Linked DNA regions of Homo sapiens: all the other regions are linked to region 1. A link is a contact called in ENCODE Hi-C or POLR2A ChIA-PET data. All regions are on one chromosome and are shown on one strand. Each heading gives the region's core, a stretch centred on a gene start or an enhancer-like site at or near the end of the contact. The rest is flanking DNA. Distances are from core to core; before and after follow the strand shown. Region 1 overlaps ADAMTS7 (ADAM metallopeptidase with thrombospondin type 1 motif 7). Region 2 holds the start of IDH3A (isocitrate dehydrogenase (NAD(+)) 3 catalytic subunit alpha). Region 3 overlaps IDH3A (isocitrate dehydrogenase (NAD(+)) 3 catalytic subunit alpha).

The links. A loop is a pair of places that touch in the nucleus more often than their neighbours do. ChIA-PET counts read pairs that join two places held with the same protein, here RNA polymerase II (POLR2A). Pooled maps may share reads with other maps.
Region 2: a loop to region 1 is called in a pooled map, with 8 times the contacts of the local background. The contact joins the promoter of IDH3A here to the enhancer-like site in region 1. A Hi-C loop is called at or near these places in 8 of 50 pooled maps. POLR2A ChIA-PET finds 5 or more read pairs at or near these places in 3 of 52 experiments (PC-9, activated B cell and activated T-cell).
Region 3: a pooled map shows a loop between it and region 1 (4-fold over the local background). The contact joins two enhancer-like sites. A Hi-C loop is called at or near these places in 2 of 50 pooled maps. POLR2A ChIA-PET finds 5 or more read pairs at or near these places in 2 of 52 experiments (OCI-LY7 and activated CD4-positive, alpha-beta T cell).

Annotation. Positions count from the first base shown.
Region 1 is chr15:78,759,894-78,763,551 of GRCh38, forward strand. It overlaps ADAMTS7 (ADAM metallopeptidase with thrombospondin type 1 motif 7), which reads right to left. Exons shown (of 24, transcript NM_014272.5): 23 at 2,510-2,672. Among named protein-coding and RNA genes, the nearest start is that of ADAMTS7, 50 kb to the right of the region's middle. Within about 2 kb of position 1,803, at least 16 of the 41 ENCODE cell types and tissues checked have a DNase peak (open chromatin) inside an H3K27ac peak, as active enhancers do; they include OCI-LY7, where a contact is called at or near this core.
Region 2 is chr15:78,147,668-78,151,325 of GRCh38, forward strand. It overlaps IDH3A (isocitrate dehydrogenase (NAD(+)) 3 catalytic subunit alpha), which reads left to right and starts at 1,695. Exons shown (of 11, transcript NM_005530.3): 1 at 1,695-1,763. The coding sequence starts at 1,737. It overlaps LOC124903534 (a long non-coding RNA gene), which reads right to left and starts at 1,552. Exons shown (of 2, transcript XR_007064725.1): 1 at 1,441-1,552; 2 at 1-65. RefSeq lists a silencer at 1,655-2,234.
Region 3 is chr15:78,169,767-78,173,424 of GRCh38, forward strand. It overlaps IDH3A (isocitrate dehydrogenase (NAD(+)) 3 catalytic subunit alpha), which reads left to right. Exons shown (of 11, transcript NM_005530.3): 11 at 1-2,179. ACSBG1 (acyl-CoA synthetase bubblegum family member 1) reads right to left here. Exons shown (of 14, transcript NM_015162.5): 14 at 1-1,763. The coding sequence ends at 1,678. Among named protein-coding and RNA genes, the nearest start is that of IDH3A, 22 kb to the left of the region's middle. Within about 2 kb of position 1,730, at least 5 of the 41 ENCODE cell types and tissues checked have a DNase peak (open chromatin) inside an H3K27ac peak, as active enhancers do; they include OCI-LY7, where a contact is called at or near this core.

The DNA.
Region 1 (3,658 bases), core at 553-3,052:
CATCTCCATCCTTGCTCATCCCTGGTGTTCCCGGACAGATCCTGGCACAGAACTGCGGTCCCGGGGCCTCCTGCCAGCCTGCAGCGGCCTCTGCCCCCGACTCCCGCCACCGCCCCCTGCCCCAGTGCATCTGTCCTGCCAGGCCTCCGTGACCACCTCCAGCCACAGGGGCTGTACTCAGCCTCGGGTTCTGAGTCACAGGGTCCCATCTCCCAGGCCAGCCTCCCACTTCTCAGGTGGGCCACGAAGCCTAGAGTGAGTGGGCCTTACAGGCCGTCAGCGGAAACCAGAGACTGAGCCCAGCCTGCTGGGGAGGGAGGCCAGCTGCAGGCTGTGCTTGTCAGGGCTGAGGCTTGGCTGGGCCCTCCTGCCCCGTGGTTATCAGAGCTATTTTGGGAAGTGGCTTGTTTCCAGCCTCCTGGCCTTGCTCCTGATGCCACTGCCACTGCTGACAGCCCCCAGCTGCCACCCGGGCCCTGCTTACTCCAGCAGACCTCCCTGGGGAGGAGGAGCAGGAAGGCAGCAGCCAGCCCTGGGCCTGGGACATCCCCCAGGCCCGGCAGAGGGCACGAGGCAGCAGGCAGGCTCCTCCACCCCAGCTCCAGGCAGAGCTCCAAAGTGCACATCTGCAGGCCTGCATCCTGGTCGCCCGGGGTGACCTCAGACAAGCTGCTTCACCTCTTGGGCCTCGGTTCCCTCCTCTGTCAACCCCACCTCCACAGCAAATGGATGTGGCCATGCTGTGTCACTGCAGTGAGCACACACACACGAGTTTCCCAGCTTTCCACATGTCCCGCCAACTGTCCCACAGACCAGCAGAACATCTGGGAATTCCAGGTCTCCAAGTCCAAGACACCTTCCCAGCCCCCCTCCACTGTTCACTGATGGCAGAAAACTCCTCACTTAGGACAGCTTCTAGTTCAGCCACCTAACCAGCCCCCATAGCCCACTCCCTGCAGCCCACTCACACCCGCCCCTGGGAGACCTTGCAAGCCCAGAGCCTCCTGGGCCATCCGTCCTTGGTTCTAGGCCCCCAGGGGCCTCAGTTTCTGTTCTCTGCCCCATCTGGTCCTCCCCCACTGGGATCATAACCACCCCGCTCCCTGTGGCCAGCCCTAGCCATAAAGGTGAGAGACGTGGTGCCAGCACCCAGCTCAGGTAGCACATAGGAGTGCTCTGAGATGCTGGCTGGGTGCGTGCTGAGGGCAGGCAGGACAGGGTGGGGGCGCTGCCACTGGGCCTTGAGGTTTGAGGCAGGAAGACCACCCATGCCAGAGGCAGGGCAGCGAGGCATGGCAGGGGCCACTCTGAGCCTGAATGAGGGCTGCCCAGGAGCTGGCACAGGTAGAGAAGGCAGCGTTGGACAAGGGGAGAAGGCAGACCGGGGAGATTGCAGGGGGCCCTGAATGCCAGCTTGAGGGCCCTGGCTGAGGACTCTGTCCTAGGGGCAGGGAGCAGACAGCCAATAGCACAGGGGACACAGCTCTTCACGCCACGGCTTCTGGATTCCTTAGACTGGCAGGGTCAGCCCCAGGCCCTCTCCCTGACCTTGCAATTGGGGATGACAGTGGCTGTGGGGGAGGGGAAAAAGCCACCTTCCCTGAGCACCACCTGGATCCCCACGCAGTGCTGCGTGCTTCATGCCCAGACCTCATTTATGCAAGGATGGGGCTTGGCAGCCCCTTTATTCAGCACATGAAGGCCCTGAGAGGGAAATGGAGCCCAAGGCCACACAGCTGGTGAGGGGAGCCTAGGTGACACTCCAGGGCCACCCCATTTCCTGCCCTCAGCACTTCCGGGAGCAGCTGGGGCTGCAGGAAGGAAGTGTATGACTGTGTGTGTGTGTGTTGGCGTGTGTGTGTGTGTGCGCGCACGCACACATGCTGGAGGCGGCGGCAGGGGTGTCCAGAACCACCTCTACCTCAGGCCCTTCCACCAGGACCCAGCTGGCCAGGAAACCCCCCACCACTGGGATTAACAGGACCCTGGAAGGGAGGCCCTTCCTGCCTCAAACCCCATTACCTCATTAGCAGGACCCTGGAAAGGAGGCCCTTCCTGTGGTTCCATTGCTCACTCTAGGCAGTCCTCTAGCCAGGGAATGGACAGGCCAGGGCTGGGGACAGGGACTCACCCAGGCCCAGTTTTCACACAGCCTCAGGGACATCCCTGGTCTCACTGTGGGAAGACTGAGACCTAGAGGAGAAAGAGCTTACCCAGGTTCACACAGCAAATCAGGGGCCAGGGCCACTCCCTCTACTCCCCCAAGGTCAGACAGCTGCCTATGGGATGTTGTGTGGCCGGGACTCCCCTTGACTGACTCCCAGCACAGCCCAGCCTCCAGCATGGCATCCTGTGGCATCAGGATTTTCAGTGGCCATGTGGCTCCTGAGCCCAGACTACAGATGGAACCAGCCAGTGCCGTGGGCACAATGGTTTGACGACCCCATTTCCCCATCACCCTCCCCACCCCACCTCACTTCAGCAGGGAGCCTGGGGTCAGGGGACTCACGGGGAGGCTCGACGGGCTCACAATCCTCGGTGCCACACGGCCGGGAGCTCTCAGGCCAGGCCTCGTGGCCACACTGGTCACTGTCTTCCTCGGGCAGCCCTGTCTGGGTGTTGACACACTTGACCAGGCGCCGCTGGACACCACCACCACAGGGGCCTGAGCACTGAGGGGAGCGGGGGAGGAATGAGTGTCTCCAGGGCCAGCCCTAGCAGTGGGGGCAGGGACACCTCCTCTGGGAAGCCGTCCCTGCGCCCTGTGCCTGACTGGCCTGGCCTTGCTCCCAGCCGCCCCCTCAGTGCCTCCTGGAGCACCTGGTCCCATTCCTAGAGCCCACTTGGTGCTGGAACCCCACTCTCACTTGTGGGATCGGCTCCTGCAGAGGGAAGGGGCGTGAGAACCGTGGGACAGCCCTCGGGGCGGCAGGGCAGTGAGCCCCTCACACAGGACATGCCTGAGAAGCCTGGGCAGGGGCGCCGGGATGGAGCCCTGATGCAGCAGTGGGCAGAGATGTGGGCGAGACACCGCTGTGCCCGAGGGACAGGGCAGAGGACCTGCCGCAGCCCATGGGCAGGAGGGCAGGAGACAGTTTCACAGCCGGGGCCCAGCCCGCCAGGCTTCGTTGTTATCAGCCCTAAACATGCACTGAGTCTGTGCCAGTGTCATGCTGTGCCCGGCCCTGTGCTTCGTTGCGTTCCTTCATTTAATCCTCCTGACCCTCCTCTCCTAAGCTGTTCCAGTTTTACAGATGAGAAAACAGTGACCCAGCAACGCAAAGCAACCTGCCCAGAGTCACTCAGCAGCCAGTCGGACAAAGACGCAAACGCTGGCCCAGCTGACTCCAGGACCCAGCTCAGGGCCCAAATCTGAGATTTCTGAACCCCTCAGTTCCAAACAGGCCCAGCAGAAGGTGTCCTGCCCATCTGAGGCCCCTCTTACGCCCCCTTCTGCCGCTGGCCTTTGCCGGGCTCCCCGGCCCCCTCAAGCTCGTCATTCCTGCCTCAGACTTCACACCTGATGTCCCTTCGATCCCTGTCCTTGGCATCACTGACTCCTCCCTCGGGTCTCAACCCCAGACCCCTCCTTGGAAGGCCTTCCCTGACACCACAGCACACGCGCCCTTTCCTTGTCTGTTTCTCCCTGGCAGGTGTG
Region 2 (3,658 bases), core at 445-2,944, 610 kb before region 1:
GCCAGCAGTCCTAGTTGGCAGGCGCTCCAGGTCTTTGGGGCTGGAAGGAGTGGTGGGAAATCAGGCTGAAAAAAGACAGTGGTGTGAGAGGAGAGTGCAAGGGAGAGCCAGGAGGTTTCAGAGCCGGGGCGAGCCCTGGTCAGAGCTGTGCCTGAAGGGGAGGGCAGGTTGGCAGGTGAAGAGGCTGTTGTAAGAGCCTGGGCCTGAGGTGGTCTGGCCCGAAGGAGGGCAGGGGTGACATTGGGGATGGAGGAACTGTGGGAGAACACTTCAGGATGGGACTGCCAGGGCCTGATGAGGGGAAGGGGCCCAATGGAAAGGGGTTGATAAAAGCCCTCCTTCCTGACAAGGCCACAGACTTAGCTGCAGTTTATTATTTAGGTCATAAAAGCTCTTGGGATCACTTCTCTACTGCACTCATCACCTCTCTGGGTGGGTAGGCAGCTCCTCTCTGGATAGAACTCTTCCCAGGGTAGGGTAGCAGAGACCTGGTTTAAACACCTGACCTCCCCTGGCACCCAGCTAGAGGCCTGGCCATCAGCAGGAACTCAGGAGTTTGTGATGGACAGGGAGAGGACAAGGGGAAAGGTGAGTATGGATGTTATTTCTTCAGAGAAGCATTCCCTGACCTCCAGGTTAGGTTTGAATCAGGTTGCCTGATTTTGCCTTGCCATAGCTCCTTGCTCTTTTGCTTCTTGGCGCAACAGTTTTAATGACATGTGTGTGACACTTGATTGAAGCCTGTCTTTCCTACTGGACACTAAGCCCCAGCACTTAAAACAGTGCCTGGTGTCTAGTTGACCCTCAGAAATATTTGTTGAGCTAAATAGACAGATTAGTAGTTGCCTGGGATTGAGGACAGGAGCGGGATTGACTATAAACGGACACAAGGAACATTTTCATATGCTCAAAAACTGGATTGTGGTGATGGTTGTGCAACTGTTTACATTTACTAAAAATCATCAAACTGTACACTTACAGTGAGTAAATGTTACTATATATACATTATACCTCAATAAAGCTGGTAAAAAATAAAATTCGGCCAGTCGCAGTGGCTCACTTTGTGAGCCTGGGGCAAGCAGATCGCTTGAACTCTGGAGTTCCAGACCAGCCTGAGCAACATAGCGAGGCCCCATCTCTACGGAGAAAAAAAAAAAAAAAAAAAAAGAAAAAGAAAAGAAAAAACAAAGTTGGGCTGGGCTTAGTAATTACTTGATCCCAGGAGGTCGAGGCTTTGTAGTGAACCTGTTCGCGCTACTGCACTCCAGCCTGGGCGACAGAGTGAGACCCGGTCTCAAAAAAAAAAAAAAAATCAAAATTTGTGGAATAAGAAAATTATGTGTCTTTCTCCACGGGATTGTAAATTCTATGAGGAGCGCTATATCCCCAAGATCCTAGAACATTAATCAGCACCTAGTAGGTGTGGAACAAACGTCTTACCTTAACAGCGAGTCAATGAACCAGGGAGGGGAGGAAGAAGCTTTCCCGGAGATGCCGGCCCCTCAGTTTCCGGGTTCGCCTGGCGCTCAGCCAGGCCAGTCACAGAGAGACGAGCCCGGCGATTCGCCAGCGGAATGTCCAGGGGCGGGGCAGCGAGCGAGCGCGAAGCAATCCTGAGGCGGTCTAGGGGGCGGGGCGTTCAGGGGGCGTGGCCGTGCAGGGGCGGGCTCCGAGCGTGGGGTGGGCGCTTGCGCACTGCCGCTGCGGCTGTTGCTGCGGAGCCAGGAGGGGAAGCGATGGCTGGGCCCGCGTGGATCTCTAAGGTGAGCGCTGGCAGGCCGGCGTGTGGCAGGCAGGCAGGCCGCGAGGGCTGGCAGGAGAGCCGGTCGCGTGCCGGGTGTGGGCGGGCGCGTGGGCCAGACAGGGAGGCGGTGGCTGCCCGCGGGGACAGCTTGGGAGCCGGTCCTGGTCGCCCGTGCCCCGCGCTCCGTGGCCGGCTCGCAGTGTATGGGCCGCCCCGGGCCGGGTCAGCAGCGCAGAGGCGGGGACGGCGTCAAGGTCAAGGCGGGGGGGCGCCGGCCCTGCTCCTGCCGAGACCCGGCTGCCGTCACCCGCATCCGCCCAGGCCAGAGCCCAGGCTTCGCGCCGAGCCCGGGAAGGTCACGGGAGCCTCTGTCCCGGCTCCGCCATCCGGGCCGCTTCCCCGGCTGCGGCCCTGCTGCGGGACTGATCCCCTCAGCACTGCCCACACCTCTCATCCGCTGTCTGCGCGGCCCTTGGCCGGGGAACCGCAGGTGCCACGGGCACTGGCGTTGAGCTTGGGAGGTTTTCCCAGGTGAGAGAATCCGGGGGCCCTTTTCCCTATCAGATTGTTTTCCCTTTGGCGCTCTTCCCAGTCAGACCTCTAGTGCTCTTGTAGCTATTTCCCCTTCATAGGATAGGGCATCTTACACCTCGGAATTACCGTCTGAACCTTCGGAGAGAGAGACCAGCAGAGCCTTCCTTTTACCTTTCATTGGTGGGAATCCTGCAATCTGGAGCGCTTTAGCTCTCCTTGACAGCTCAGATGCCAGAGCTGGAAAGGGTTTCAGATCATCTATGCAGTTCCGTAGCTTCTCAGTGGAACTAACCTGTGCCTGAAGAAGAATTTGCTCAAGGTCACACAGGAGGTCGGTGTCAGAGCAGGGAGAGGAACCTAGGTGTCTTGGTTCCCATTTCCCAAGGTCACATAGCAAATGATGGTACAGGCCATCAGGCCTCAAGTCTCCTGTTGCTATGAAAGGGTGGTCCCCTAGAAATCTATAAACAATTTAACGTTTTTCTGTAAGTTTGATACTACTTTTCTCCCATTTTTTCGGTTTAAAGAGAGGTCCAGAGATGCACTGTTATTTAAGGAAAAGATCTCTGTACTGGAATTTAGGAGTCTCAGATTTAAATCCTAGCAATGCCACTGATTGGCTGTGTGACCCTAAGCAAATTACTAAACATCTCTAAGCCTTAATATGCCCATCTGTGAATATCTATACTTACATCACAGAATTGTTTGAGTATTAAATAAAATAATGTATGTGAAAGCACTTGGTATGTACAGAAGGAAAACAAAAATCTGAAGCTTTCTTATCAATATGTTTATCTGTCTCCAACAGACAGTGGTTTTCATGGGCATCATTAACTGGTTTTTTTGTTCAATAACTAGATTCTACTTTGTCACCCTCTTCAGACCCAGATTTGCTTGTGATGATAACTCTTATGTCACATTTGCTCCTAAAAGTAAAGCAACTTCTGTGTCACTGTGAAAACTGAACTCAGTCCTTTAATCTCTGAACTTACATTTAACACCCAATTCATCTTTGGTAGGTACATTTGCCTTCACAGTGAGGCACTAAAGCAACACTTGATAATGATTGTGCTGGTAAATCTGTTTTGCCTTTAGTGTGATCTGCATGAAAAAACCCTCATAGTAGGTATTCAGAAAGTGTTGGGTTGTGGAGTCAGAAGATGAGGTTCTCTGACATGCACTCCCTGTGTGACCTTTGGCAGAGTCATTTGACTTCTGGGCCAGCTTCTCACTTTAGGGATTGGAGCAGAAGGTGGCTCAGAGGCTGACCCCAGGATGGTGGAGGTGCTGAGCTGGATGCCGGTTTCAATCAGGACAGTTCCTCTGTTGAGTTTCCATTTCAGGTTGTGGCCAGGCATGGTGGCTCATGCCTGTAATTCT
Region 3 (3,658 bases), core at 480-2,979, 590 kb before region 1:
TGGATACATTTTCAGCATCATGAGTTGTCACAGCCTCTGAGCCCCTGATCTGAAGCCAGAAGGGCTGAGTGTATTGTAAACTTATTCTTGCATGTTGCTGTCTGGGAATGGACCACACTACAGCAGGTAGTTCTGGGGGCGATACTGCCGAAAGGCCCGAACACATGTATTTTGGCTGCAATTGAGGAACTTGGGATGCTATTAATTTTGTATTTCAGCAACTGCCCCTTCTCCTATCCCAAAGCACCAATTACTGCCCTCTGCCTCAGCAGTACCAGTATAAGATGACATTCCAAAGACTGGAGGCAACTCAGCCTGAGTTAATTCACAAAATTATGCCATGCTGGGGCTTGAGCTTGAGCTTGGGCTTAGGCTTGGGCTCAGCTTTTGACCCTCAGGCATCTCCTTTCCCTTCCTGTCTTCCTCTCCCTTCTCCTCTGCTGCAGCATGATTTTCTTAATCTTCAGACACTCACTATTTTCATGAACAGTTACCCTCTGTCCCCACAACCAAAGACAACTCATGGCCTCCTTTGGCCCTTGTGTAACATTGCAAACCTGTGGCTTTGCAAAATGTACCCAGGTCACAAGGGGATTTTTTTTTTTTTAGCAATGATATCCCTGTCTGGGTCACTTTTTAAGCTTGTAACCGCCCCCCCAGACTTATAATCTTAAATGTATTTTCCTTTGTTTAAGCTGCTGCTTCCTCTGTTTCATTGGATTGTGCCAGTTATCAGTGGCTCTTGGGTTCAAAGTAATAAAGAATTCCAAAACTGAGATGTTTGCTTTCTCTACCTGTTTCCTGTTCAGATGCCTTCGGTCATTTTGGCTCAGCTTGCTACTGAGAATGGCTGCTTCCCGTATTCAGAATGGAAGTGGGGTGGTCTGGTGGCGACAGGCTAACGTAGAGCTGGCTGCTTTTATGAGAATGCGCCACTTGACCCCATCCTGCACCTTTGTTTATTCCAGGGCACTAATGGTCACTCGCATGCCCGCTGTGCACAGTCCTGTGAGTTAAATGCCCACTACTCTCTGCACTGGTCCCACCTGCTCAATTGACAAAAAAAATCAGGTCCTTGTTGACAGTTCTGTTAAAAGGTTTAATATTCAAATTATACATTAAATAGAATCAAACAGGCAGCAGCAGTTTTATTAAGCATCAAGTCAGTTGGCATGTGGGTGGCGGAGTGCCTGGTAATGGAATAATAGGGTCGGCGATGCCCGCCAAGATTCCAGAGTAAGTCAGGTCGCTAGGTGAGTTGTGACTGATTGCTTTTCCTGCAGCGCACGTGAGCAGTATCAGCCATCTCTCTCCTACCCGCTCCACAGCCTACTGCTGGCTGTCCTGTATGTGAGCTAGCAGCTTTTTAATCTACCTGGAACTAAGGCCAAAAATTATCAGCCCTTTCGTTCTGGAAGGAGAGCTGATCTCATTTGTCACCTGAACAAAAAGCAATACTTAAACTGAATTAAAACTACCCACACGTGAAGCTTCTTGGAATTGTCAGCTATTGTTGGCGTAAGACCTGGTAAATGTAGAGCCAGTGCTGTGCCCTGACCTGGAGATCTAACAGACTTGGCAGAAATGCCTGTGCCCAGACTGAAGAGACCTGGGGCTCAGGAAGAGGCTCGGAACGCCTGCCCTCTATTCTATAGAAACTGCAGGCATAGGCCCTGATTACATTTTTTGCTCTTGGTAAAAGGAGTCAATGATACCTTTGTACTTCTCCAAAACTGTGAGCCGTTTCAGTTTCATCGTGGGACCTAAAAGGGAAATGAGAAGAAATGAGTGAGGCCCAGGCTCTGAGAACTCTGAGAATGTGTGTGGTAAAGACTCACACTCAGTCCTATATATAACTCAGGAATTAAGCCAGATAATCAGGACCGTCAGTAGCCAGCCTCCAAGACAGTGATCGCTCCTGGTATTCATATGGCTTGTGTGTAGTCTCCTGTGTTATACCACTGGTTGTGGCCAGTGGAGTATAGATGAAGGGTTGGTATGTCACCTCTGAGAATAGGTTATAAAAGATCAGTTTCTTTTATACACATAGGAAAGTAGTGTAAGCTACATCTGCCTTTTCCTTGACCTGTACCCAGTTTTGACCCTCAGTCCATTTTCTCTGAAATGGATTTATTTGTTCCATCTCTTGAATGAATAAATTGTTGAAGCAATTAAAAAATAGACTAGGTTTCTGTCTTGGGCTTTCTCTTGGACCATTCTTCCTGGGCAAGCCGGCTGCCATGTTGTGAGGATACACAGCCCATGAGAGGCCCACTGGCCACACACGGATGTTTCTGGCCAGCAGACAGCAAGGAGCTGAGGCCTGCCGACAGCCACGTAAGTGAGCGCGGAGGTGAGCCTCAGCTGCAAGTGACTGCACCCAGCTCACATTGACTGTAATCCCGTGAGACCCAAGCCAGAACCACTCAGCTAAGCTGTTCCTGGATTCTTGACCCATAGAAATGTGGATAATAAATGTTTACTGCTTTAGGCTGCTACATTTTTGGGGTCATTTGTTACACAGCAATGTATTAGATAGCTAGTACACATCATCTCTGCATTTTTGTGAACGTTTATACAACGTTGGACATTATGCTTTGATGGTTGTGATGGGGGTAGGGGAAGCCCAGGTTATGGGGAGCCTCTGCCATGGTCTTTATGAGAGGTCTTCCCCTAATTACTTTTCTTAACCTTGATTTATCCCCCAAAAGCAAGTTTGAAAGAGCTCTGATTTGAGGTCCTGGGTAGCTTAAAGTGCCTAACTCACTCTTGACTGTGTAACTGGAAACTTTCTGTGTTAAAGTCATTATATTAACTGCTTAGTGAAGACATCTTCTGTCTCTCTGACCTTGCGTTCAATATGCTGGCAGCAGACAGCCAGATAAGCTCAAGGTCTCTGATTGCAGCTCAGCTTTGCTGTAGACAATTGCATCTGGGTTCAGCCGTGATGGATTTGAGGGAATCACACTGGCATAACCATTTCTACCTCTCCTGTTCTATGAACATCCCATGAACATCTCTTGGCTACAGCCAAGAGTGACTTCAGCTGAGGCTGCACCAGAGCCCTCTCCTGGTTCTGTGGGCAGTGGTCCGGAACAGCCTTATCCCTTTGTCACACAAGCTGACTTTCCGGAAGATCACAGTACTCTCACCCCTAGAACCACGTGACTCCAGGCTGAACACTAGCAGGGCCTTGGTGTTGGCCTGGTAGTTCCATTGTGATTTTCGGAGAAAACAGTCCCATAGTCAAGGCCAAGTTAAATGTCATGTTCAGATTAGAAAGTTCTAGCACATATCAGCTGGGCGCAGTGGCTCACGCCTGTAATCCCAGCACTTTGGGAGGCCGAGGCGGGCGGATCACCTGAGGTCGGGAGTTCGAGACCAGCCTGACCAACATGGAGAAACCATGTCTCTACTAAAAATACAAAATTAGCCGGGCATGGTGGCCCATGCCTGTAATCCCAGCTACTCGGGAGGCTGAGGCAGGAGAATCACTTGAACCCGCGAGGTGCAGGTTGCAGTGAGCCAAGGTCGTGCCATTGCTCTCTAGCCTGGGTGACACAGCGAGACTCCATCTCAAAAAAAAAAAAAAAAAAAAAAAAAGGAAGTTCTAGCACATATCTTATACATTCAACAGACTCCACATAACCACAAGCCC